Linked DNA regions of Homo sapiens: all the other regions are linked to region 2. The links are chromatin loops, found by intact Hi-C in ENCODE. Cell type or tissue: CD14-positive monocyte. All regions are shown on one strand.

Region 1 (5,000 bases), 94 kb after region 2:
CCAGGCTTGCCTCTATGCCAGTTCCTATTTTTGTCCTAGCTTTGCAGAACCAGGTGCTTCTTGCTGGCAACCAAAAGCAATTCTCTCATGAACCTCAAATCGTGCTGACAAGACACTCACATGGCCAAGGGCCATGTGAGGCAACAGTTCTCTGGAAAACTCTGGAGTGGTTTTCCAGGACCATCTTGACACCAACAGCTGAGCTAGGTGTCCCCTGACAGCTGTGCTACCCCACTTTAGCACATCGCAGAAGCTGAAACCCAGGACTCCTTCCAGACCCCGCTTTGTGCATTCTGTATCAGCCCTGATCCTTACCCATCTCTCCAGGACTCATCTTCTCTAATTCTCCCCAAATACTGCAGCCCAATTAGCCTCTTGGATTACTTTTTCTATTTCTCTTCTTCAAAATTAAAAAAAAAAAAGAAGTTGAAGGGTTGTACTGCGACCATAATTAATCTTTCCAATTCGTCCTTGCACTGTGGGAAATAGCTTATCCCAAGTAATGGAAGGAGAAAAGTCTCCTTCCCTTTTTCCTGAGTTTAGTGGTCTTGTCATGCTCCAGCCATATGATTCTCTGCACAATCACCATCCTACTCCACCCTTGGGGGTAGGAGGAAAGACAGAGCTTGCATCCCAGAGTGCTGCCCCTCCTGTCCCCACAGGACCAGGGAGGAATCAGAAAACAGGGGCCAAGTCCATTGCTGTACTGGGAAAATGACACCCACAGTATTCTATCCCTCAACTCTACCATGAGTTGGTGAGTTGGCACATTTGGTCACCTTTAGCCTAGCTTCTAAAATAAACCTCCACAGAAAACTTAATAATGGAATAGGTACAGTTTTGTTACTGTTTTCCCCTCTTGACTCCTCCAATGGGTGCCTCTTCCTGGATAAGGGGGATGCAGGCACAGTGCCGTACTTGCAATAGAAAGAAGGCTGATGTTGGACACGGAATCTGAGCTCCTGAAAAGTATGAATATGATGCATGGCACGTAGAGCCAATCCAAGGGAATGGGCAACGCCTCTTTGAGGAAGTGAGTTTTAAGCTGAGATATAAGGAATGGAGAGGAGTTCCCAGGGCACAGAGAGTTTCTAGCGGAGCAGGCAATAGATGCAAATGCCCCTAGTGATGGAGACCACAGTGCTTTCCAGAAACCGAAAGAGACTCGTGTGGTTGAACCAGAGAGAAGGAGAGGGAGCTTAGCATGGAAACAGGCAGGTGAAATAGACATGGAGATTCAAAGGAAAGAAGCTAGCTATGAGGCAGCCTTGTGGGAAACTGTGTCCTCTTTCTGCATGAAACTCTCTTGAACTGCAGACACAGAACATAAGGAGCACCTAGGTGGTCCTTTCCAGCAGCGTATCCCCTCTTCCTGTGACTTTCATTTCTTTTCAAACCCAGAGCCCACCTCATTCCCTCTAAAAAGTCCTCCCTGATTTCCTATGTCTACTGCCCACCTATCTGTCCTGCCCTTCACAGCACTTCCCGGTTTCCTTTGTCACAATCAGTGGCTTTCCCTACCCTAGTTGATGCTAAAAATAAAGCATTAGAACAATAGAAAGCAGAAATCACTGCAATTCCTGGTCCCCTTTTCCTGTAACCTGAGGGAAAATGCAAGCCTCACAGGATATTTCAAAATGATGGCTTCGTCTTTTAATGCAGAGGGAAGAATTTCCTGGCTATTAAAAACACTTTAACAAATGGAATCCAGGCACCCAGGTCCTTCCTCATGCATGTCTCAATACAAATTTCCCCCCTTGTTCCAAAGAAATAATTATTTATCATCACAAAAAGTGTTTTATCTACCAAAAACGAAAACAAACATACTGAAAAAATGAAAAATGGCTTTTGTGGACAAAAAGGAGGAGGTGTGACTAGTTTAACAAAAACATCAGCTTTGTGTCTGATGGTATCACAGCCTACTCCCCTGTAACTGCAATGAAACATATAAACCCATAGATGGCAGAAGGTGACTGCTAAGTAAATACCTAGTTCCAGACCTCACAGAATCAGGTCTAAACAGCTCACGGCGGGAGCTTCGCGTCCATCCATCTTTGCAACAACCGCCGTACTGGTAGTGTAGCTTCCACTTCCCTATTACAGTTGGATAATCATAGAGGAGGACTCAGATTTCACCATTTTCAAAAACACTTTCTGGCATTTTAAATTCCATGCTATATGAAAATTAGCCCAATTCCTCACATCCTGGTGCAATCATCCCAGTCCCATCTTCAGTGAGCGACATCTGGTACACATGCACTACATTAGAATCCCAACTAGGTAGGCACCGTGGCTTATGCCTGTCATCCCAGTACTTTGGGAGTCCAAGGCAAGCAATTCACTTGAGAGCAAGAGTTCAAGTCCAGCCTGGTCAACGTAGTAAGACCCCATCTCTACAAAAAATAAAAATAAAAAAATTAGCTGGGCATGGTGGCACACACCTGTGGTCCCAGCTACTCAGGAGGCTAAGGCAGGAGGCTTGTTTGAGCCCAAGAGGTTGAAGCTGCAGTGAGCTATGATCACACTATTGCACTCCAGTCTGGGCCACAAAGCGAGACCCTATCTCTAAATAAATAAATAAGAATTCCAACTCTTCCTCATGTCTGTCCTTGGCCTCTGAACTCCCTCCATGTTTTCCACAGTCTCCCTCAGTTTTAGTGCCAAGACCTGGCCACAAACACCAAATCAGTCTGGGCAGTGACTATCAGAGCTGCAGGGTTTACTTCAGTTTATAGCTCTAAGTCTTGATTATATTTGTTTAGTGATAAGAGTTTATCAAGCCTGATCTTTGCTTTAATGAATCCTCACAATGGTGCCATGCACTCAATTCAGAAGTGAAACAAATTTAGATGCCAAGTGGCTAGCATTTTCTAGCCTGTGACATTGGGCCAAAATGGTCCAATGAATTTTCAACCCATCCAGCTGTGCTTCCCCATGTATTCATGTGTGTCCTCCTAAATTGGTTCCTTTTTTTTTCTTTTTTTCTAATTTCCAAAGTTTCCGTGGTGATCCATGGTCACTTTGCTATTAACTATTATTGTTAAGATAATTTTATTCAGGTGTAGTGGCACGCGCCTGTAGTCCCAGCTACTGGGGAGGCTGAGGCAGGAGAATCGATTGAACCCAAGAGGCGGAAGTTGCAGTGAGCTGAGATTGTGCCACTACACTCTAGTCTGGGTGACAGAGTGAGACTCTGTCTCAAAGAAGAAAAAAAAGAGAGAGAGAAAGAGAGAGAATTTCCATTTCTTAGGTATAATCAAAATGTCAACACTACTACCTTGACCCCCCCATTACAGAGCACTTCCAGGGTGCAGGTACCTTCCTAAAGTACTTGCTTCTACATGTTAATTCAGGTAATCCTCACAACAACCATATGAACTAAGCAAAAGCATTGTTATTAATCCCCAATTTACAGATGAGGAAGCTGAGCACAGAGAAGTTTAATAATTTCAATGAAGGTCACACAGAAAACAGTAGAGTTGGGATTTGAGCTCAAGCCACCTGGCTCTGTCTGCCATGTTCTTAACCACTATGATAAGTCTCACTTTGAACTATCACAGGGGCCCAAAATGAACAAAGTTCATCTTCTCTCTCCCTGTTGAATTTGTGACAGGTTGGTTTGAGGGTGAGCATGGGAATGGAAATAGCTACTGTCTGGAACCTCATGGTGTGGTCTTTACAAGTCCAGACTGATCAAAGAAATCGACTACAGGCCCAATAAGACTGCCCACAAGCACTTGGTGAGCCTTCCTAAGGGCAGAGCCAGAAGTTTGATTAGTGGAGCTCTGGTTACCAAGGGTAGAGTGGGGTATATCGCTGGCTTAGCCTCCTATTTTTGTTTCTCATTTCTAAAATAGGGATAATTCCATCCAGCTCACTTCAGCATATATTGAACAGAAATCCCTGAATAGATACAGTGGGCAGCATCAACCAGCTAGAGAGTCACCTGGATCCAGAGGAGGCAGCCCCTCTAGATCAGTTCCAACGTTGGCTTCAACAACTACAAGTCTGTAAAAACAACATAAAATACAAAATGTAAAGGGCAACTGGCAGCTCCTCAAAAGGTTAAACACAGAATTACCACAAGATCTAGTAATTCCACTTCTAGGTATATACACAAAAGACTTGAAAGCATGGGCTCAAACAGATACTGGTACACCAACATTCCTGGCAGCGTATCCACAAGAGCCAAAAGCTGGAAATAACCCGAATGTCTACCGACAGGTGAATAGATAGACAAAATGTGATATATCTATAAAATAGAATGTAATCCAGCCATTAAAAGGAATGAAGCTCTGATACATGCTTCAACCTGGATGAACCTTGGAAATACTATGCTAAGCAAGATAAGCCAGACGCAAAAGGACAAATACTGTATGAGTTCACTTTCATGAGGTACTAACTTCATAGAGACAGAAAGTAGAGAAGTTCCCAGTGTCTGAGAGCCAGGACAGTGAGGAAGGAGTTACTGTTTAACAGGTACAGTGTACTATTTGAGATGTGGATAATGGTGATGGTTGCACAACATTGTAAATATATGTAATGCCAATGAACTGTACATTTAAAAATGGTTACAATGGTAAATTCTATGTTATGTATATTTTACCACAGTAAAAAATAAAATACAACTTTTAAAAAATGTGAAGTGCCTGGGACATCTGGGAGACCCTGCCAGTTACCTAGCCAATATCTGTTCTCCTCTTTTACTTTATTAACAGAACCTTGATTTGGTGGCGACAGCAATGAGCACGGCTAAAAATCTGTTTCCCAGGCTCCCTGCAGATAGGGGTGGCCACATGACTATAAGCTGTCCAGCGAGATGTAAGCTTCCAGTGCTTGAGTGGGGTTTCTGGGACAGTTCATTAAAAGGTAGGAGCGGGAGATGTCAATTCATCCGTCATGCTCCCTTTCGCCTTTGACCCCTACCTCCTTCTTCCAGCATGAAACAGGCACAATGGCTAGGACTCCAGCCACCGTCTAGGAGGACGGAAGTCAACACT
Region 2 (5,000 bases):
AACACGCCCGACTAATTTTTTGTATTTTTAGTAGAGACGGAGTTTCACCGTAGACAGGATGGTCTCGATTTCCTGACCTCGTGATCCGCCCGCCTCGGCCTCCCAAAGTGCTGGGATTACAGGCGTGAGCCACCGCGCCCGGCACCACTACACTTTTAAAAGTTACATTATCAGTTAATTCAGGGGACCCCAACCCCAGGTACCAGTCTGAGGCCTATTAGGAACCGGGCACACACCAGGAGGTGAGCTGCCTTGAGCTCCGCCTCCTGTCAGATCAGCAGCGGCATTAGATCCCATAGGAGCAGGAACCCTATTGTGAACTGCACGTGCGAGGAATCTAGGTTGTGCGCTCCTTATGAGAATCCAGTGCTTGATGATCTGAGGCAGAACAGTTTCTTCCTAAAACTATCCCTCCTCCAACCCCTTACATTCGTGGAAAATTTGTCTTCCATGAAACCGGTCCCTGGTGCCAAAAAGGTTGGGGACTGCTGAGTTAATTCAAATTCCACAACTCAAGCTTTATCAACTGTAAACTGTTTCAACTTTTCTCTCTTTTCCTGCATGACACAGAGTGGGAGAACTGATGTTTATTAAGTAAGCTTCTATACACTGTGCTAAGAATTTAACACACATTGTCTCATTTAATCCTCATAGCGGTTCCATTTTACAGATAAGAAATCTAAGGCTTGGCCGGGCACGGTGGCTCACGCCTGTAATCCCAGCACTTTGGGAGGCCAAGGCGGATGGATCACCTGAGGTCAAGAGTTCGAGACCAGCCTGGCCAACATGGTGGAACCCCCGTCTCTACTAAAAATACAAAAATTAGCCGGGTGTGGTGGTGAGTGCCTGTAATCCCAGCTACTCAGGAGGCTGAGGCAGGAGAATCGCTTGAATCCGGGAGGTGGAGGTTACAGTGAGCCAAGATCGGGCCACTGCATTCCAGCATGGGCGACAGAGTGAGACTCAGTCTCAAAAAAAAAAAAAAAAAGAAAAAGAAAAAAGAAATCTAAGGCTTAAAAAGTAGCACGTGGCAGAGGCTGGAATCCATTTATTTGACTCCCTATTTTTCCATCATATGCACGTGCTCTCCAATTGGCCCAACTGCTTAAGTGTTTTTATTTACTAATTTTGAAAAATCAGTGCTCTGCTCTGGGGATTCCATCAATCAGCAGCACTTCGGCCTATTTTAGCAAAACATTATCAGTTTTCCTTAAAAAACTGATAATGACCCTGATGTGCCTTTTCAGACACCAAAGGAAGAAAACAGTATCACCTTAGTGCAAATTACAAAATTGGTTAGGTTCCAGGTATGGGAAGCTCGGTCATTTATGTAAGGGATATAAGATAACACTTAATTATTCAGAATGTCTGATAGAGAAAACAGAGCATTTGATCTCCTTGAAGTTAGCCAGCTTAATTCCTTTTACACATAGTACAAATACTTGGTATCCACAGCATGGAAAAATGATTCAAAATGGAACTGCCTGTGGTTGAACACAGAACTTGTTCTGTTCATCGATACTCACTCCAGTCAATGAATGACAGAATCTTCTTCAATAAAAGAGCAGAACTGGGCACCACTTCTTGGAATTGTGCCACCTAAATGGATACAGGCAGAAGTGTGGCCCGGATGGAATATTCCAATGACTCCGGAGACCATGCACAGAAATGCGGTTATTTGTTCACTTGGGTTGCCAAAAAATTTTATAAAAAGTAACAGGATTATTACAATTTACTGAAATATGGAGAAATGTTTCATGAAACTAAACATCCTTGAATAAGGTGGGAGTGCGATATCTCATATTATTATGGATTACAAAGAAAAGAAACCAATTATTTCTACGGGTTTCCTCCTCTGAAATCCCAAGATTCCTTCACCTCAGAGCTTTCTACAGTTCCCAAAGAGGCCAGGAGAGGGTACTGCTGAATCATACTTAATTCCCCAAACCCACAGCTGTGCAAATGCTTTTGTTTCTTTTCTGAAAAAAAATAAAAATAAATCATGAACTGGCCCCATAGGCATGCGTGCAATGCAGTGTAAGGGACAAGGTTTTTTTTTAAATTTTTTAAACAGTTTTATGCACAGGCTTAGAGCAAACGTACTGAATTACCGTACTGCCAACAGTAGCAAGTAAGTCTCAGCAAGAAGAGATGGACAAATTGTCTGATGTGATGATGTCTGCCCCATGAATTGTTCTCTTGAGAGGATTTTGTGTTTGCATTGAAGGAGATGCCTGCCTGGAAAGCTGCATTTTTATTTTTATCGTGTGTGTGTGTGCGTGTGTGTGTGCGTGTGTGTGTGTGTGTGTGTGTATAGCTTTGCTTTAGAAGGAAGGAAGTGAGAGAGTTTCCATGCAGAGATTTGAAAAGGAAACTGATGTCCTTGGAGGATTGCAATAGCCTGCAGAGGGCAAGAAAGTCAGCTGAAATTCATATACATCGTCCTCATCTTGGTCCCATTCCCACTTCCTCTAACTGTAAACACACATCACAGTCATCCTACAAAGCCTACTGAACTAGCAATAGGTCCATGCCCCAGAGAGCAAGATGAGTAACTTTTAAATAAAATATGTATTCCCCTTTACAGGAAAGAAACAAAATGAAGTGGTAATGCCTGCTGAGAGCAAAGCATGACCCCAGCACCTGAAGAGAATGGACAGATGAGATGCAGGCATGTCCCAATTCACAGTGAACTTGGGTTCTAAACGTTCGTTGGCAGGCCTGTGTTTGGAATTGAGAGAATTATGAAGGCTGGGTACAGTCCTAGGACAGCCAAGCACATTCAGTCCATTGGCTGGACTATAACCCTGGCAGGGAAGCAGCCTGCTCTGAGCACCACCTTCATTCATAACCTTCATTTGCTCTCAAAGGAGTGCTTGAAAGTGGGGATTAGCCCCATTTCACAGATGAAGACTGGGATCTAGTCAGCTTGTGTGATGTCGGTGCAAAAGTAATTGTGGTTTTTGCAATTACTTTTGATGGCAATAATAACTTGCTCAAAGTCCAACAGCCAGAAAATGGTGGCGCTCGGCCAATTGATTTCAAATCTTGTGCCCTGTCACTTCACTCACTTATACTCATTGAGGGCTTTCAATGTATCAGGCACTGCTCCAAGTGTGTCACATGGATGATTTCATTACACCCACAATAGGAGTAACAGACAGGTACTCTTATTCCCATTTTACAAATGAGGAAGCGGAAGCACAGAGAGGTTTAGAAAGTTGTCCGTGCTAGGAAGTGATGATGCATGGTTTCAAAACCAGGTCATGGGGCTCCACCACTGTTGCTCTGAACCAAACCAACACCCAGGGATCCTTCCAGACCCTCCACAGGTGCTCAGGCATTGGCAGAGTTACAAATCTTCAGCCCAGAGGCCATAACTGCCAAATGGGAAAGGACAAAGGTTTGCCCTCCCTGTACTGGATATGAGATTGGGTAACACTTGCTTAGAGCCTACGATTTGCCAGGTTCCATGTTTAGTGCTTTATATATATGATATCATTTGGTTCTCACAGTAGTCCTGGGAGAAAGGAATAGTTGTCCTCTTAAGTAGAAAAACTTGTGCCAGAAAACTTACTTACCCTACTCAAGGACATACAGTTAATAAATAGCAGGGCAGGACCAAAATGTAACATCTGTTTAACTTGGAGATATTTCCACGAAATATTGTTAAAGGAGAAAAGCAAAATGCAAAAGTGTGCATACAATATACATATATAAAGAAATACGTTATTATCAGAAAAGTACAGAAGGATACATTTAAGGTTGTTAATCTGGGATATGGGAGAAGGTGGGATAAGGATGTAAAAAGTACATACATCACACATTTATGCATCTGCAAAAACTATGCACGTGTGTAAGTATATGTACATATAAAAAGTTATGAAATTTATGCAAAAGTTATAATAAATAGAAATGAATTAATTTTGACTAATTAATAGACATTTTATGAAATTCAATAGCCATTTCTAATAAAAGTTCTTAGTATACTTTATTGTTATGGGTGTGTCATTTAAATCCTGGATTATTAACAGAAATCAAAAGTAAGCATTACATTGAACATTAAAACTCTGGGCATGTTCACCTTAAAATCAGGAACAAGGCTAGGAATCCAACTATCATTCTCTGTTATTCAACATTACTCTAGAAGTTCTGGTTCATACAACACAAGAAAAGGAAGTATAAGGTGAAAACTTTAGAAAGGAAGACACAAAATTACGCATGCAGATAATAATGTTATTAAAAACATATCTATACACACACTTACATATATCAACACAGCACTGCCTTCATACCACATAGGACCAACCCTGGGTGTGTTAGTTAGGGATCCCTGGAGAAAAAAAACCAATAGGATATATGTAGATATACAAAAGGAGATTTATAATAGGAATTGGCTCACACAGTTATGAAGTCTGCAAAATCTCAGTATGCCATCTGTAAGCTGGACAACCAGGAGAGCTGATGGTATAGTACCAGTTCAAATCTGGAGGCCTGAGGACCAGGGGAACCAATGATATAAGTCCCAGTCTAAGTACAAAGGCCCAAGAACCAGGAGCACTGATGTCTAAGGGCAGAAGAACATAGATGCCCCAGCTCAGAGAGAGCAAATTTGCCTTTCCTTGTTCTCCTCAGGCCCTCAATGGATTGAATGACACCCATCTGCACTGGTGAGGGTGACCTTTCCTATTCAGTCTACCAACCCAAATGCTAATCTCTTCTAGAAACAACCTACAGAGACACCTAGAAATAATGTTTTACCAGCTATCTGGCCATCCCTTAACCCAGTCAAGTTGACACATAAAATTAACCAGTACACTTGGTTATCATTTTTAAATTGGCAAAAATTATTGGTACCGTTTTACCTTCCTTACAACCTACAACCTACTAGTTTCTACCTCCCCAAGTTTAGTGCTATTACATTCCTCCAAACACTAAAATTACCATATTCCTCTTTTTTCTACCCACAATCAAAGCTATTTTCCCCGTAGGTAGAGAAA
Region 3 (5,000 bases), 110 kb after region 2:
TCCTCTTATATTTTGTGCTTAGCCTCTTGTTAGCCTGAATTTGTAATGGCACCTCAGGTAATGCAATGTTAAACAACTGCCTTTTGCTTATTGTTGATAAATGCCCTATGGGTAGGGCTGGTTGCATGGAACAACCTCTGAGTCAAATGAAACAGACGAGCCCTGAGCTGTCAGGTCAAATAGTGACAAATTCTCTAGGGATGGGCTTTTGGGGGACTCCGAGCCTGTTCTGCACCCTGCAGTAGCTGCTAGGCTGTGTTTTCACAACTGCCGGTTTTAAGGTTGTTGATTTGCATGGCCTGACCGAGCTGTGAGAGTGGGATGGAATTAGGGCAATTTGGAATGCCACAGGTCTTGCTCCTCTTACTGAGATTCAGCTGTTTTTCTTGAGTAAGCACCCAGACTGCTGTAAGACTTTAAGTAATTTCCAGAATTCTGAAAAAGTTGATTTGGACAGTTCTCACTGCTTGTATGAAAGAGCAGATTTCTGAAGGTCTTTACTCCACCTTTCTAGAAGATCCCCTCACCCTAATTTGTTGGTTTTGTTTTTGTTTTACCTCATGGCTCTCTCTGAATTCCACCTCACCATGTGCAAGCATAAACACAGAATTTCAGAGCAGTAAAGCTCAGGGAAATCCTCAAGAGCATGTGACTGGAGAACCCTTCAGGTGGATGCTTCTGAGAGGCATTTGGCATGCTTCTCCACGGTCCGGGGAGAATCAAGGCCCCCTTGCTTAATGTGACAAACTCCATCATGTGCCCTTATCTTAGTTTTTCCTCCTTTCCCGCCTTATCTCATCACTCCTTAACTCCTGCTTCATAGAATCACCTCTCAAATAAACTGCCTGGGCCGGAAGCAGTGGTTCACGCCTGTAATCCCAGCACTTTGGAGGTTGAGGCGGGTGGATCATTTGAAGTCAGGAGTTCAAGACTAGCCTGGCCAACATGGTGAAACCCCATCACTACTAAAAATACAAAAATTAGCCGGGCGTGGTGGCACACACCTGTAATCCCAGCTACTCAGGAGGCTGAGGCAGGAAAATCACTTAACGCTGGGAGGCGGGGTTATGGTGGGCCAAGATCATGCCACTGCACTCCAGTCTGGGTGACAGAGTGAGACCCTGTCTCAAAAAAATAATAATAAAATAATAATAATAATAAACTGCCTGCATCCAAGTCCTTGTTTCAGGCTCTGCTTCAGAGAGGGCCCAAACTGAGACAGCTACCAGCTCTGGTGAACTGCATATAGTTCTGTGACTCATGAATAACCGTGGTGCTTTGCTTTACCACAATTTGCTGTTTTTGATCAAATCTGGATACATTCAGTGGAAGTATGTAGCACTCATGTGTATCCCAGCAAAAAAGAGGGGAATGGGCATTAAGAAGAGGTATTCTAAAACACTATGATTTCTAGGACAGAAAAAGAACAGCCCACACATCAAGTTAGGAGGAAAAAACAGGATATCTCCATATGCCACAACTCCTGTTTTCCCTAAACCTGATTTTATAACCAGAAAAGCAGTTTCCCAGGCACTAAGTTCATCCTGCAACCGGCTAGAATGAGGCAAGCTCCTTCTTGGTTGAGCCATCAGATAATTACCACAGAGCCATGAGAATGGTGATTTGGATGCTGACAACAGAAATAATCGTCACTATTACTGACTGCTGACCATGCTAGGCACTGTGCATGCATTTTCTCACAGGGCCCTCATCATAACCACTGAAAGCTTGGACTACTCCAGCTAATGAGTTACCACCTGATGGGAACATGCATCTGGGTTGCCTTGCCTTATTGGGTGCCAGAAGGCCATGGTGTTAGTCTAAATTGAATTTGGATTTACATAAAGTGCATGTGTATCCCCAGACTTCCAAATGTTCTTTTAACTATATAAAGTCTCATTGGCAGCATCCTTCCATCTGGAGATTCTTGTTGCTATTCCAAGTGGCCACAAGATGCATTAGCCACTGAGACACATGGTTACTGTTACCAGGTACTCACAGAAAAACTTGCACCTAGCAGTTTCCACCAAGAAGCCTACCAACGGACTCTGGAAAGATTTAAGGGGTCCATGTCATCACCTCACATAAAGGTAAGGGGTGACTTACTTACCAGCAAGAAGCTTTTCAGCTATCACTAGGCAAGGAGTATGGCCTGTCTCAGTGGCAGAGCTAGTGAAAATACAGGTCAGGCCACCGATTCAGGGAACAAAAGATATCTTTCAACTAAGGATTTAGCACAGATGATAAAAATTAATTTAAAAATTGTAGAGACATACTCAATCTACTTTTAGGGATAAACCACACACAGTTTTCTATGCTGTTAATTGTAAGTAGCATCTAACACGCTGTGGCACCAATTCCTCCTCACCAGAATTATTGTGAAACCCTTCCCCAAGCGTGGTTAGTACTAAGCTGGGCACCTAATGGGAAGAATAATAACAACAACAATGTTCTAATTTTTTTTTAGTATCTGTTAGGTGCCAGGAACTTCACATTCATTATCCCTTACTTTCAGAAGTACCCTCTAAGCAAATTAAGTAGTACCCCTGAATAGTCCCCATTTAACCTGTGAGGAAATTTCCAATCAGAGAGGTTAATTTGCCTTACTATATGATATTTAAATGAATATTTGTGTGAGCAAATAAGTGAGGATGAATGAATGAAATTAAGTAATTAAGTGAAAGGGGAAGCTGGGCTGTTCTAAAGCTGGTCTAGTAACGCTTCTGCTTTTGTCATATTAGTAATGAAATAGTCTAGCTTTTTTTTTCTGCCTTCTCTTCAATATTTCATGTCAGGCTGGCATTTCCTCATAGTGGATCCAAAATACTAATTTCAGAGCATATTCGTATTTTCCTATCTGCAATGCCTTATAGTTCTGTTTTTTGAATACAGAGATTTTTGACCCAAATAAAGATATTGTATTTCTGCCCTTAATAGTCCACATATGGATGAAATGCCATAAATAGTGAAAGAACTCTAAAATACCTTGACAACATGCTTATAAATGTTTTTTGTCAAAGGAAACTTTTGCACTTAAATTTTTTAAGTTTCTCGGGGTTTTTTAGGTTTATTGGTTTCTCTTTTATCATAAAATATTATAAACTCATTACAGAAAGTTTGACAGAACAGAAAATAATAGAAATAACTATTTATAAATACACATAATATCACTTTTGAAAAACAACCATTGTTAGTATTCTGGTGCACTCTATTTCCTTTTGGTCTTCTTTCTGTGCATGAGACTTTTTTCTGCAAGGGCAGGAGATACTTTTATACCTATCACTTCTTGTTTCTCTTAACCTTTAGTGTTGAAAAGGGGTTGGTCACCCTATAGTCTTTTTAAACATCATTTCTAATGACAGCCAAGAAAGATATTTATTGCATTATTATCTGGGCGGCAATATCTATGTCCAACAATTGCAGAATAGTTAAGTATATCTACTTGAATGCATCTAGTACAAAGTATTTTCTAAATTTACATTTATTTCCTTAGAAGGTGGAGATATATACAATTCTTCACCCCAAAATTTATGAGCTCTGCCCCATCTTGCTTTGTGGTATCTCTGACTATTAAATATTAACTTTAACAGGTTTGGTAAAAGCCATCCCTTAGTTTCCTAATAGTTTGCTATTTATCTATTTGATGTCCACAATTGCTTAAACTTGCTGCCTTGAATACGAGAGAAAAGATGGCAGATATTCCTAAAGGCTCTTCCAATTCTCAGGCCTGCCAAAGGACCAAATTGCCAGTTTTCCCTGCTTATTGCAGCAAGTGAAACAATACAGTTCAAAAACATAGAAAGGCAAGGCTAATTATATCCCTCCTACCCCCCACTTCACTTCCACCCCCTGAGGAGACCCATACTAACAATTCAGTGGACATCCTTCCACCTTTTTCCTTCTTCCTGGTTCATAACACCACTACAAGCATGCATAAAGAGACACGTTAGAGATTCTTACTAAGCTATTTCCAGATGAAACTATACAGTGTTTGCGATTTGCTTAAAATTGTTTATTTGCTTAATTTGCTTGAAAATTTATTTATATGTAAATATACACACACATACATCCTTTTACGTAAATAGGATTATATTTCACATGGTGGGCCCTTTTAAAACAGCCTCTGTTTTTCTAACGTTCTTCTATCTCTTACATTCATGTCCATCCAGTTATCCTGACCTACTCTCCACCCTCACACCTCATGTTAACAACCAGTGTGTGCCCTTCTGTACTTTTTATATACACATAGCCACATACAAGCATATTTATGCATATACATATATACACAGATATTCATAAATCATCAGATAAATGGTAGGATTTTGACACTGGTTACTTTACAAGCATGGGATCCTACTATGCTTATCTCTTTACGTATCTGATTTTTCTTCTTCAACAATAATTTGTGGCAATCCCTGTGAGTCAATTGTTTTCATTCTTTTTAATGATTACATGTTATTCTATGATGTAAATGTACTCTTATTTATCTATTTCCTTATCTTTACTCATTTACACTATTTCCAGTCTTTTATCACTAGAGCAATGCCAAATAAACATCTCGTATTCATGTTCTTACCTACTGCTGCTTATATTTCTTTCTTTTTTTTTTTTTTTTTGAGACGGAGTCTCGCTCTGTTGCCCAGGCTGGAGTGCAGTGGCACGATCTTTGCTCACTGCAACCTCTGCCTCCTGAGTTCAAGCGATTCTCCTGCCTCAGCCTCCCAAGTAGCTGGAACTACAGGCATGCACCACCATGCCCAGCTAATTTTTTTGTATTTTTAGTAGAGACGGAGTTTCACCGTGTTAGCCAGAATAGTCTCAATCTCCTGACCTCGTGATCCGCCCGCCTCAGCTTCCAAAAGTGCTGGGATTACAGGCGTGAGCCACCGCGCCCGGCCTACTGCTTATGTTTCTATGACATAGGTCCTCCACAGTTGGGATTGCTGCATTAAAGGATATATGAATTTTTAGTTTTAAAAGATGTAACCAAATTGCTTTCT
Region 4 (5,000 bases), 51 kb after region 2:
GAATGAATAAATAATAAGTCGGCTGGGCATGGTGGCTCATGCCTGTAATCCCAGCACTTTGGGAGGCTGAGGCGGGCAGATCACTTGAGGTCCGGAGTTCGAGACCAGCCTGGCCAACATGGTGAAACCTCATCACTACTAAAAATAGAAAAATTAGCTGGGCGTGGGGGCGCACACCTGTAGTCCTAGCTACTCGGGAGGCTGAGGCATGAGAATGGCTTGAACCTGGGAGGCAGAGGTTGCAGTGAGCTGAGATCACACCACTGCACTCCAGCCTGGGCAACAGAGCGAGACGTCTCAAAAATAATAATAATAATAATAATAATAAGTTAACTGTGGTCACAAAGCGATTTGTACAGGGAATCTGTGTTCTAATTGCCTAAGCTCTTTATATGATTACATCTTTTGAATATCTTATCTCCACTTATGGATAATGTTCTGTTATTATATTTTGAATTTTAGACATTATCATCTCTGATTGTCTGTCAATGTCCTTAGCTTCTCACTCCTAAAAGTAAAATTAAAGTTGGATTTTGTCTTTTTTCTTAATCCCTCAGCCCTGTTGTAACACAGCCAGCCACAAATAAATTTAAGTAAGTGGCTTTATCAAAAGCCAAAAATAGATGCTTTCAAAATAGGTAAGCTTCTTATTTTACAGATCAGGAAACTGATATTGAGAAGGCAATTGACTTGCCCAGGGTCTCATATTCAGATCTTATTCTTTCATTGTCAAGGAGAAATAAACAGAAAGGGAAGGGTAAATAGTCCCATATTTGACCCACGACACCCTCCCCACAATGTACCCCACCTGAATGGTACATTCAGGAGTGTACCTGATTTCTATTTAGAACGAGCTGAGATTACCCAGTACCATTTCCATTTTACAAAAGAAGAAACTTCACAAATCACTAATATTTTCTTGTCTTAGTGCAAGGAGAAGGAAATCTTGGACATGGACTACAAATCATCTTTAATGCTGAATGAACCACCCACCTACACCCCAAAACTTGCTAGCTATCTATAAAGAGTAACATTGGAAGTGCCAAACATTTGATGGAACCCATTTCTTCCATGATATTTGTGGCTGATATAATCTCAGCCTCGAGCATTTATTTCAGTTTCTTGGTTACAGAGACATTGCTTTCATATTTTGAGCTGTGTTATTTTGGGCCCTGCTGCGACTGCCACATTTCAATGATGCCAGGCCCTGACCCTCTTCATACTTCCAGTTCAGAGGAAATGGTTAAGCCCAAACCTTGAGCACAGAAAATATAGAAAAAGAGTACCTATACTGTTTACAGTGTGAGTGATAGCAGCTGTGATGCTGGAAAAGGGTGTGTTAGGTGACAAGAAATACAGGGTGTTTGCACAGTCTGTGGCAGGCACTGACTCCTAGAGCTAGAAGAAATGTTAGTGAGTTCTGCTGTCTCATTTTAAAGAGAGAATATGAAGGCCCAGGAAGGTGAAATGATTTACCCAAATCACCCACACAGTCTGCTGGTGGCAGAACCAAGATGAGAGTCCAAGGGCCCTTGACTCTAATGTGATTTTCTTCTCACTGCCTTTACCATCATTCACCATCTTCCCCAGAACCTCTTGAACTGGCATGGCTTCTGGCTCTAGTTTTCTGCCCAGTTTGCAACTTCAAACCCAGCCCCACCAAACTTCCTGCTAGGTCTTGGGTACCCACAAACACAAATCAGCAAATCATTTAAGTAAAAAAACATATACATATGGTCTCATAGCAGCATTAATCACAACAGCCAAAGTGGAAACATCCCAAGTGTCCATCAACTGATGAATGGATAAGCAAAATGTACTCTATCTACACCACGGAATATTATTCAGCCATAAAAAGGAATGAAGGTGCATGCTACAACATGGGTAAACTTTGAAAACATTATGCTGAGTGAAATAAGCCAGACACAAAAGGACACGTATTGTACGATTCCACTTATATGAAATATCTAGAATAAGCAAGTCTGTAGAGCCAGAAAGCAGATTATTGATTGCTAGGGAATGTGAGAGGGGAAAATGGGGAATGACTGCTTGGCGGTATGAGATTTCCTTTTCGGGTAATGAAAACGCTCTGGAGCAGCATAGTGGTAACTGTCACATGATGCTGTGAATATACGAAATGCCACTGAATTGTACACTTTGAAACGGTTAAAATCGTCGATTTTATGTTATATGCACTTTACAACACACACGCAAAAATACGGTCATATTGACAGATTCTATAGGCATTCACCGTCTCAGAAAGCACACCATTGGTCTTACAGTATTATTGGCCATGTTTTACTCTCCTCTGAATGTAATCTGGCCAAATCTGAATCCACGTTCCACTTCTTTCCAAGTGTCAAAAGAATGAACTGGTGGACACATCCTCCATGGGCTGAGGCAAGGAAGAAAGATTCTGGTTATTTCTCATAATCTGCAATTCTGATCCCACATCACACTGAACCATCACCAGCCAGAATCTGAGATATGGATCACTGGCTCTGCCCTCTGCTGGGCACAATTTTCTAACAGGTTACTCAGCTGTGGACTAACTAAATGAGATGGAGGGAAGCCATGTTAGAAAACTTTGGCCCAATGAACTGTATTATTCCGGTGTGCTTTAGGAGAATATGATTTAGAAGGAGCTGGTTACATTAAGTAGCTTTCCTTAGTAGACCCATTTCACAGATTATGTTCTAAGAGGAAAATCTCTGGCCCAACACTTCAGCCATAAGGAAGAAACTAAATAATTGTATTTACATGGTCACGTCAGAACCTGTTGAGGGTAATAAGAGTAATGCACTGTAATTAAAACCGAAGCTCTTTGGTTTTTGTCTGGCACACGCATAGAGCTCAGTTTCTGTATGCACCTAATAGGACCATGTCATGGCAATGACATTGTCTGCTTAGAAATCCATTGCTTATATTTTTGTTATTTCTCAACATTATTTAGATTCAGTCTGATCACATAAAGTTCTTGCCACATGCAAAGTTTGAACTTTGTAGTTCTGGACATTTCTGTTCCATCGGTTAAGAAATGCTGACAAGTAGAAAACACCAGAAACATGTGTTTCCTGTGCTCTTAAAATATAAGCAGGTCAAGAAGCTTCCATCAAATGCATCTCCTGCATTTCATCCTTTGGATAAAATAGACAATTGTGAGCATGAGAACAAGTAAGTTTATTTGGAATTTTAAGCTCACAAAAAAAAGCTAAAGGAAGTTATGATGTTTAAAAATTAAATGTTTGCCACTGGAATTTATTATCCTGATTTATAGGATAAATTCAGTAAGCAAGTTTATGATCATGTTGCCAAATAAATGCAATTCTTTTTCTCATCATTTGTAATCACTATTTCCGTTTGAGAAAATAAATCACTTCCAAATTATCTGAATCTCCCTCCAAATAACCAGGCTTTTTTTTTTAGTTTAACATCATAAAATGTCTATGTAAGTGAATGCCATTTGTATAACCTGATTTTACTCACTGATTTCACTATCTCCTGTAGCAAAGAAAAACTGAAAAAAATAAGTGAAATCCTTAAGATTTTTATTTTAAGAGAATGAGAGTAAAGAAGAAAATGAGAAGAATAAGAGAAATGACAAACAAATGAAACAAAGGAAGAAAGACAAAACAGAAACTTTAAATGAAGGATAATTTGCATGTATTCAAAGAAGCATCGATTCTGACCCATCTGACAGAATTAATCAGCAATAAGAGAACATTGGTTTTTATTGTGGGTGGAACTTTCCTAAAATTCCCAAAACCTCTTGATATCACAAAACCCCAAAAAAGTGCTCTGCTAGATGTTTTTATACAAAGAATGTACAGATAATGTCACTCTAGTACTAAATTTAGCAAATAAAATTGATTGATTGATAAGATTCATTGAATCTATTTTAGAGCCTTTAACTCAAATTTCTTCAGCATAAATGGTTTTTTGAAGTCGCAAACCTAAAAGGAAATTCTTACTTAGATTTAATCATGTTTCTGTTGACACTGAGTCAGATAACAACTTTTTAGAAATTTATAGCAGTTTGAGATGTTACCAAGATTCAATGCCTCAAATCGTGTCGTTCCTGCAGAGAGACCTCAATTTGAAGCTTTAAAGTTTGAAAACTCATCACAAAATGTACAAATTATTTCTTTAAAATATTTTCAATAAATTCTGTGTTAATCGATCCTACCCACTGTTTTCCAGCAAACATTTAGCCAAGCTAAAGGACATAAGAGGAAGATAAGAATTTCTCATGCTCTCTAATTCCAATTAATCACACTGGATTTAGTCATAGCATATGAAAAGTAAGAAAGGACACCTGTAAAATGCATAAAGTAGTTACCCAAGATTTAGGAGGTTTTAGTTATAGGCCTGGCTCTGATGCTGCCTAAATGTGAATTATTTCAGTTATATAATTGCATCAGAGTTTTTCTCACCTGAGAGATAAGAAGGCACTATTAGGAAGGATCTCTTACTTTCAACTCTCAACAATTTTTAATTAAAAGTGTATTTTCCCTTCATGATATATAAATTTTAAAATCAGATTAGAAAATCATATTTAGAGTATGATCTGCTTTGTAAAATTAAACCAAAAATATACGTAGAATTATATATAGTAACATCTTAGTGATGCTTACATAATTTTTACATAAAATTTTTATTTTCTTATTTTACCTATCTGTATTTTCCATTTTTATGAATGTATATGTGTTACTTTGTGGTTAGAAAAAAAGATATTACAAACAACAAAAATTAAGTCCTTTTAATGTTTACATAACACTAAGTATATGTCAGGTCATCAGAACTTTGGCATTCCGGTTTTTGGAGAAGTTGAAAGGAGATAAGAGATGGATTTAGCTTCTTCTCTTTCATGCAGAGATTTGAAATCCAAGATTAGTCTATATGAGAACTCTAGTTTCTAGAATATACATCAAAGAAGCAATTTCTCTAGCACAATGTATTATACCATCGGCTTCTCCACTTTTTTTACTCCATCATCATCA
Region 5 (5,000 bases), 250 kb after region 2:
CTTCTGGGTTCAGGTGATTCTCCTGCATCAGCCTCCCAAGTAGTTGGGATTACAGGCACTCACCACCACACCTGGCTAATTTTGTATTTTTTTTTAGTAGAGATGGTGTTTCACCATGTTGGCCAGACTGGTCTCAAACTCCTGACCTCAGGTAATCTGCCCGCTTCAGCCTCCCAAAGTTTTTTTTTTTTTTTTTTTTTTTTTTTATGAAGTCTCACTCTGTCGCCCAGGCTGGAGTCAATGGTGCGATCTCAGCTCACTGCAACCTCCGCCTCCTGGGTTCAAGCAATTCTCCTGCCTCAGCCTCCCCAGTAGCTGGGACTCCAGGCGTGAGCCACCATTCCCGGCTAATTTTTATATTTTTAGTAGAGACAGGGTTTCACCACAGTGGCCAGGCTGGTCTTGAACTCCTGACCTCATGATCCGCCCACCTCAGCCTCCCAAAGTGCTGGGATTACAGGCGTGAGCCACCACGCCCAGCTTCTATATGTTCTTTTTACACGTTCTCACTTTCACTATTGCCTTCTGTCTGGATTGTTCCAAAAGTCAAGAGATGGTTCTACATATCCAGTCTCCTTCTTTCCTGACCCCCAATATACCCTATACACTGCTTCCAAAGTAACCCTTGAAAATATGGTTCTTTATGGTGTCACTGCCCTGCAAAATGAAGACCCAATACCTTAAGATGCTATTCAAGCCCCTACAAAATGGCCTGCCTCTGACTGCACCTGCTCATGAATTCTTCACTGCAATAATACTGGATGCTTCAACTACCAGAGTACCACATTGCCACTGTCTATGGGTGTTACTTCTACCCAAAATGTTCTTCTCCAACTCTGGAACCCTCTCCACCCATTAAAACTAAGGAACATTTCAAATTCTGCCTCTTCTGTGAAAACTTCCCTGTTCTCTTAGAAATCTCTCCTTTCTCTATGAGACTTAGAACTCAGTGACATTAAGGTAAAGAAATGTCTTTGCAAACTTGCAAATGTGTGTGGAGAGTCTATGTTGCGTCAAACCTTGTATTCAGGATGTAGAGAATACACAGTCCCTGTTTTTCGGGAACTTCTGCTTCTTGGGGATAGAGAATGCTTAGCATACTAAATTATAACCGTGGCCAGGTGCGGTGGCTCATGCCTATAATCCCAGCACTTTGGGAGGCCGAGGCAGGCGGATCACCTGAGGTCAGGAGTTCGAGACCAGCCTGGGCAACATGGCAAAACCCTGTCTCTACTAAAAATACAAAAATTAGCTGTGCATGGTGGCAGGCACCTGCAATCCCAGCTACTTGGGAGGCTGCGGCAGGAGAATCGCTTGAACCCGGGAGGCGGAGGTTACAGTAAGCCAAGACATGCCATTGCACTCCAGCCTGGGTGACAGAGCAAGACTCTGTCTCAAAAAAAAAAAAAAAAAATTGTAACCATGTGTGCATTCTGTGCTACAGATACAGGGAAGGGGCACTGAACCCAGCCTGGGGTGTCAGGATGACTTTCCAGAGGAGCAACACTGGAATTGAAGAAAGAACAGTTGTCCAGACAGAGATAGGCGTGAAGAACATTTCAGAAGTAAAACATCACATATGGAAAGGCATGAGAAACCATGTTCCATTTCAGGAATTCAGGTAACTCAGTTGCCTGAAGTATAAAGTACATAGGGGGCCAGGCACTGTGGCTCAAGCCTATAATCCCAACACTTTGGGAGGCCGAGACGGGTGCATCACCTGAGGTCTGGAGTTCGAGACCAGCCTGGACAACATGGTGAAACCCCATCTCTACTAAAAATACAAAAAAATTAGCCAGCCATAGTGGCAGGTGCCTGTAATGCCAGCTACTCAGGAGGCTGAGGCAGGAGAATCGCTTGAACCCGGGAGGCAGAGGTTACAGTGAGCCAAGATCGTGCCACTGCACTCCAGCCTGGACAACAGAGGAGAACCCTGTCTCAGTAAAATAAAATAAAAGGCATGGGGGAGGCGGGACAAGAAGCTAGAAAGGCAGGGACGAGTTGCAAAGAGTCTTGAGTGCCTGTATCAGTTATCTGCTGCAGTGGTGCTGCATAAAAATCATCCCAAAACTGCGGCTTCAAATAATAGCCATGCCTGGTGTGGTGGCACCCACCTATAATCCCCGCTACTCCGGAGGCTGAGGCGGGAGGATCACTTGAGACCAGGAGGTCAAGGCTACGGTGAGCCATGATTGCACCACTGCACTCCAGCATGGGTGACAGAGCAAGACCCTATCTCAAAAGGCCATTTATTCTTGCTTATAAATCTGTGGGTCAGCAGAATGGTTCCTCTGGCTTGAACTGGGGTCATGTAGGCATATGCAGTCAGAGTGTGCATTGAGAAACACTCCTGCTGATCTTGGCAGAGCTGTCTCATGTGTTTGGGAGTCAGGGGCTATGAGGGGTTTAGGATGGCCTTGAATCTTCTCCACATGTGCCTCACATTGGCAGTACGTTAGCCCAGGCATGTCATGTCCTCATGACAAGGAAGAAGTGAAAAAGAGAACACACCCAATCATGCAAGAGGGCAAGAGGAAACGCCTGCGCTTTTCAAGCCTCTGCTTGCATCATGTTTGCTAACATTCCAGCGCCAAAGCAAGTCACATCAATGAGCCCAGAGTCAGAATGGGAGGGAACACAAAGGTTCAGGGCAAAGGCTGTGAAAACTGGGAGGGGCCGTTAATGCAATCAATCTACCATAGTGTAGAGGAGTCTGAATTTTTATACTTAGAGGCATGTTGTCATTCCTATTGATTAGAAACTCTTGAGCAACAGGACTGTATTTTATTCATTACTATATCTGCCATAGCAGTTAGCATAATAATATACCCAAAGTACACATTCAATAAATTTTGGTAGAGTATAACTGAATCCCTAGTTTATACAATAATTTATTATATATACTAGCTGCAAGTTTTCTAAACACTTATCAAGTACATTTATATTTTCAATCTATATCATCCTTGGAGTACAGAGTTCTATCTATTTATTACCTGCTGTGTAAAACAGTAATGCCTGTTCACTGCCTAAACACCACCTCCTTTAAGCTTAGCTGGGCTAATTCTAATGTTGAAAGGGAAGGTGAACAAATATGTGGGTTTTTTCCCCAGTCTTTCCGAATTTTGCAAATTTCAAACTGGCCCTCCCTCTTCCATAAAAAAGACTTCAAGCTTCTTGGCCTGTCTTCCAATTGTTTAAACAAAGATTTTTCTCTCTACTGGAGCAATTAAAACGGCCCCCATGATGGCAGAGGAAATGCTTTGGTTTGGTTTGAGGCTTCCCAAACATCATTACAGACTAAGGACACCAAATATGTAGCTGACAGCAAAACAGTTTATAATTATGCACCAAGAAACAACCCACCGAAATCCCCATTCTATGCATAGCCTGTCTCCCTGTGCCCTCATTCCTATCTCCACAATCCCACCCACAGTTCTCATCTAGAAAGGCCCAGGGAAATAGCCTTTCTCTGGTCACTAAGTGGTAAATACATTGGAGTCATCTTTGACTCCTCTTTTTTTTTTTTTTTTTTGAGACAGAGTCTCGCTCTGTCACCCAGGCTGGAATGCAGTGGTGCGATCTTGGCTCACTACAACCTCCACCTCCCAGGTTCAAGCAATTCTCATGCCTCAGCCTCCAGAGAAGCTGGGACTACAGGCACGCACCACCACACCTGGCTAATTTTTGTATTTTTAGTAGAGACGGGGTTTCACCATGTTACCCAGGCTGATCTCAAGCTCCTGACCTCAAGTGATCCACCTGCCTTCGTCTCCCAAAGTGCTGGGATTACAGGCATGAGCCACTGCCTCGGCCTGACTCCTCTCTTTCTTTCGCACTCCACGTTCAGTCCAGCAGCAAAGCATGTCAACTCTGTCTTCAAAATACATCCAGAGTCTGACCACCTCTCATCACTGTCACTGCTATTATCCTGGTGCAGACCACCATGAGCTCTCATTTCAATGATCAAAATAGCCTCCTACCCACTTTCCCACCCACCATGTCTTCCACACGATAGCCAAAAACGTACGCCTGATCATGTCATTCCTCTGCTCAAAATCCTCCAGTAGATTCCTCTTACTCAGAATAAGAGCCAAATTCTCACCTCAGTCTGTAAGGACCCACATGATTTCCCTGCACCCTCATCTTATCACCTTCCAGTGCTTTCTTGGCTCACTTTGATCCAGCCAGGAAGATAATGGTCTTCCTGCTGCTCTTGAATGTGCCCACTGTGCTGCCTCCTCAGGGTCTTTGCCTGTGATGTTCTTCAGCCTGGAGTACAGTTGCCACAGACACCCACATGGCTCACCAGTTCCCTGTTCAAATGTCGCCTTATCAGAAATTTTTCCCCACCTACCAGTTATGAATTAGCACTTGTGGCTCCCTCCCCACTTCATTACTCTCGATTCCCTCCTTATTTGGCATGTTATATATTCATTTGTATATTGTTTGTCATTTGCCCTTCCCACTAAAATTTAAGATCAGCGACAGCAGAAACTGATCTGTCTTGTTCACTGTTTTATCCTCAGAAACTAGAATATAGATTAGGTAGATGGTAGACCTTCAACAAATAATTTGAATAAAGTAGCTATGCCCTACCCACACTGCACGTAAGCATTAGGCACAGGCTTATTCTGAATGAAATTTGTTGTGTTTTATTCATTCCTTCTTTTTGATTCATTTCTCCAAACTACCCAGGATTTACATTTGCCTATGATACTAAGAAACTTGAGGAAAATGAATGCTGTAGTATTTAAAAAGGATCAACTTTAGATATTTGCTTTAAGAAAAAGGGAAATAAAGTTTCCAGCCAAATTCCTAAATTAATGTGCATGATAATAAAATAAACTTGCCTAATCTTCCTGGAATCACTTGGGTAATTCCGAACACGGAGCGATAATACCACAAGCTTCTCTAAATGCAAGGCAGACACTTGCAAACCTGAGCTTTTAATACCAAACAAGTGCCAACTTTTTTTTTTTTTTTTTTTTTTGATATGGAGT

Evidence for each region. Hi-C counts contacts between places; a loop is a spot of excess contacts. Peaks named below come from ENCODE experiments on the same cell type or tissue, not always from the same donor. Only the 100,000 strongest peaks of a DNase experiment are listed, where the experiment ranks them.
Region 1: a loop joins it to region 2, with 4 times the contacts of the local background. A loop is called at or near these places in 38 of 110 quality-filtered maps.
Region 3: it touches region 2 in a loop (4-fold over the local background); 3 of 110 quality-filtered maps call a loop at or near these places.
Region 4: a loop joins it to region 2, with 1.9 times the contacts of the local background. A loop is called at or near these places in 11 of 110 quality-filtered maps.
Region 5: it touches region 2 in a loop (4-fold over the local background); 19 of 110 quality-filtered maps call a loop at or near these places.

Annotation. Positions count from the first base shown.
Region 1 is chr2:203,812,441-203,817,440 of GRCh38, reverse strand. No RefSeq gene overlaps it. Among named protein-coding and RNA genes, the nearest start is that of CTLA4, 53 kb to the left of the region's middle. In CD14-positive monocyte, CTCF peaks have their summits at 1,731 and 1,936; a DNase peak (open chromatin) is centred at 2,020; H3K4me3 peaks cover 857 bases; H3K27ac peaks cover 296 bases.
Region 2 is chr2:203,906,779-203,911,778 of GRCh38, reverse strand. No RefSeq gene overlaps it. Among named protein-coding and RNA genes, the nearest start is that of ICOS, 27 kb to the left of the region's middle. In CD14-positive monocyte, CTCF peaks have their summits at 1,697 and 1,902 (motif pointing right); DNase peaks (open chromatin) are centred at 1,928, 2,458 and 3,248; H3K4me3 peaks cover 1,334 bases; H3K27ac peaks cover 2,541 bases.
Region 3 is chr2:203,794,193-203,799,192 of GRCh38, reverse strand. No RefSeq gene overlaps it. Among named protein-coding and RNA genes, the nearest start is that of CTLA4, 71 kb to the left of the region's middle. In CD14-positive monocyte, no CTCF peak of the experiment used is centred here; a DNase peak (open chromatin) is centred at 2,722; H3K4me3 peaks cover 549 bases; H3K27ac peaks cover 1,845 bases.
Region 4 is chr2:203,855,873-203,860,872 of GRCh38, reverse strand. No RefSeq gene overlaps it. Among named protein-coding and RNA genes, the nearest start is that of CTLA4, 9.4 kb to the left of the region's middle. In CD14-positive monocyte, a CTCF peak has its summit at 2,462 (motif pointing left); no DNase peak of the experiment used is centred here.
Region 5 is chr2:203,654,342-203,659,341 of GRCh38, reverse strand. No RefSeq gene overlaps it. Among named protein-coding and RNA genes, the nearest start is that of CD28, 50 kb to the left of the region's middle. In CD14-positive monocyte, no CTCF peak of the experiment used is centred here; DNase peaks (open chromatin) are centred at 1,041 and 2,491; H3K4me3 peaks cover 782 bases; H3K27ac peaks cover 3,280 bases.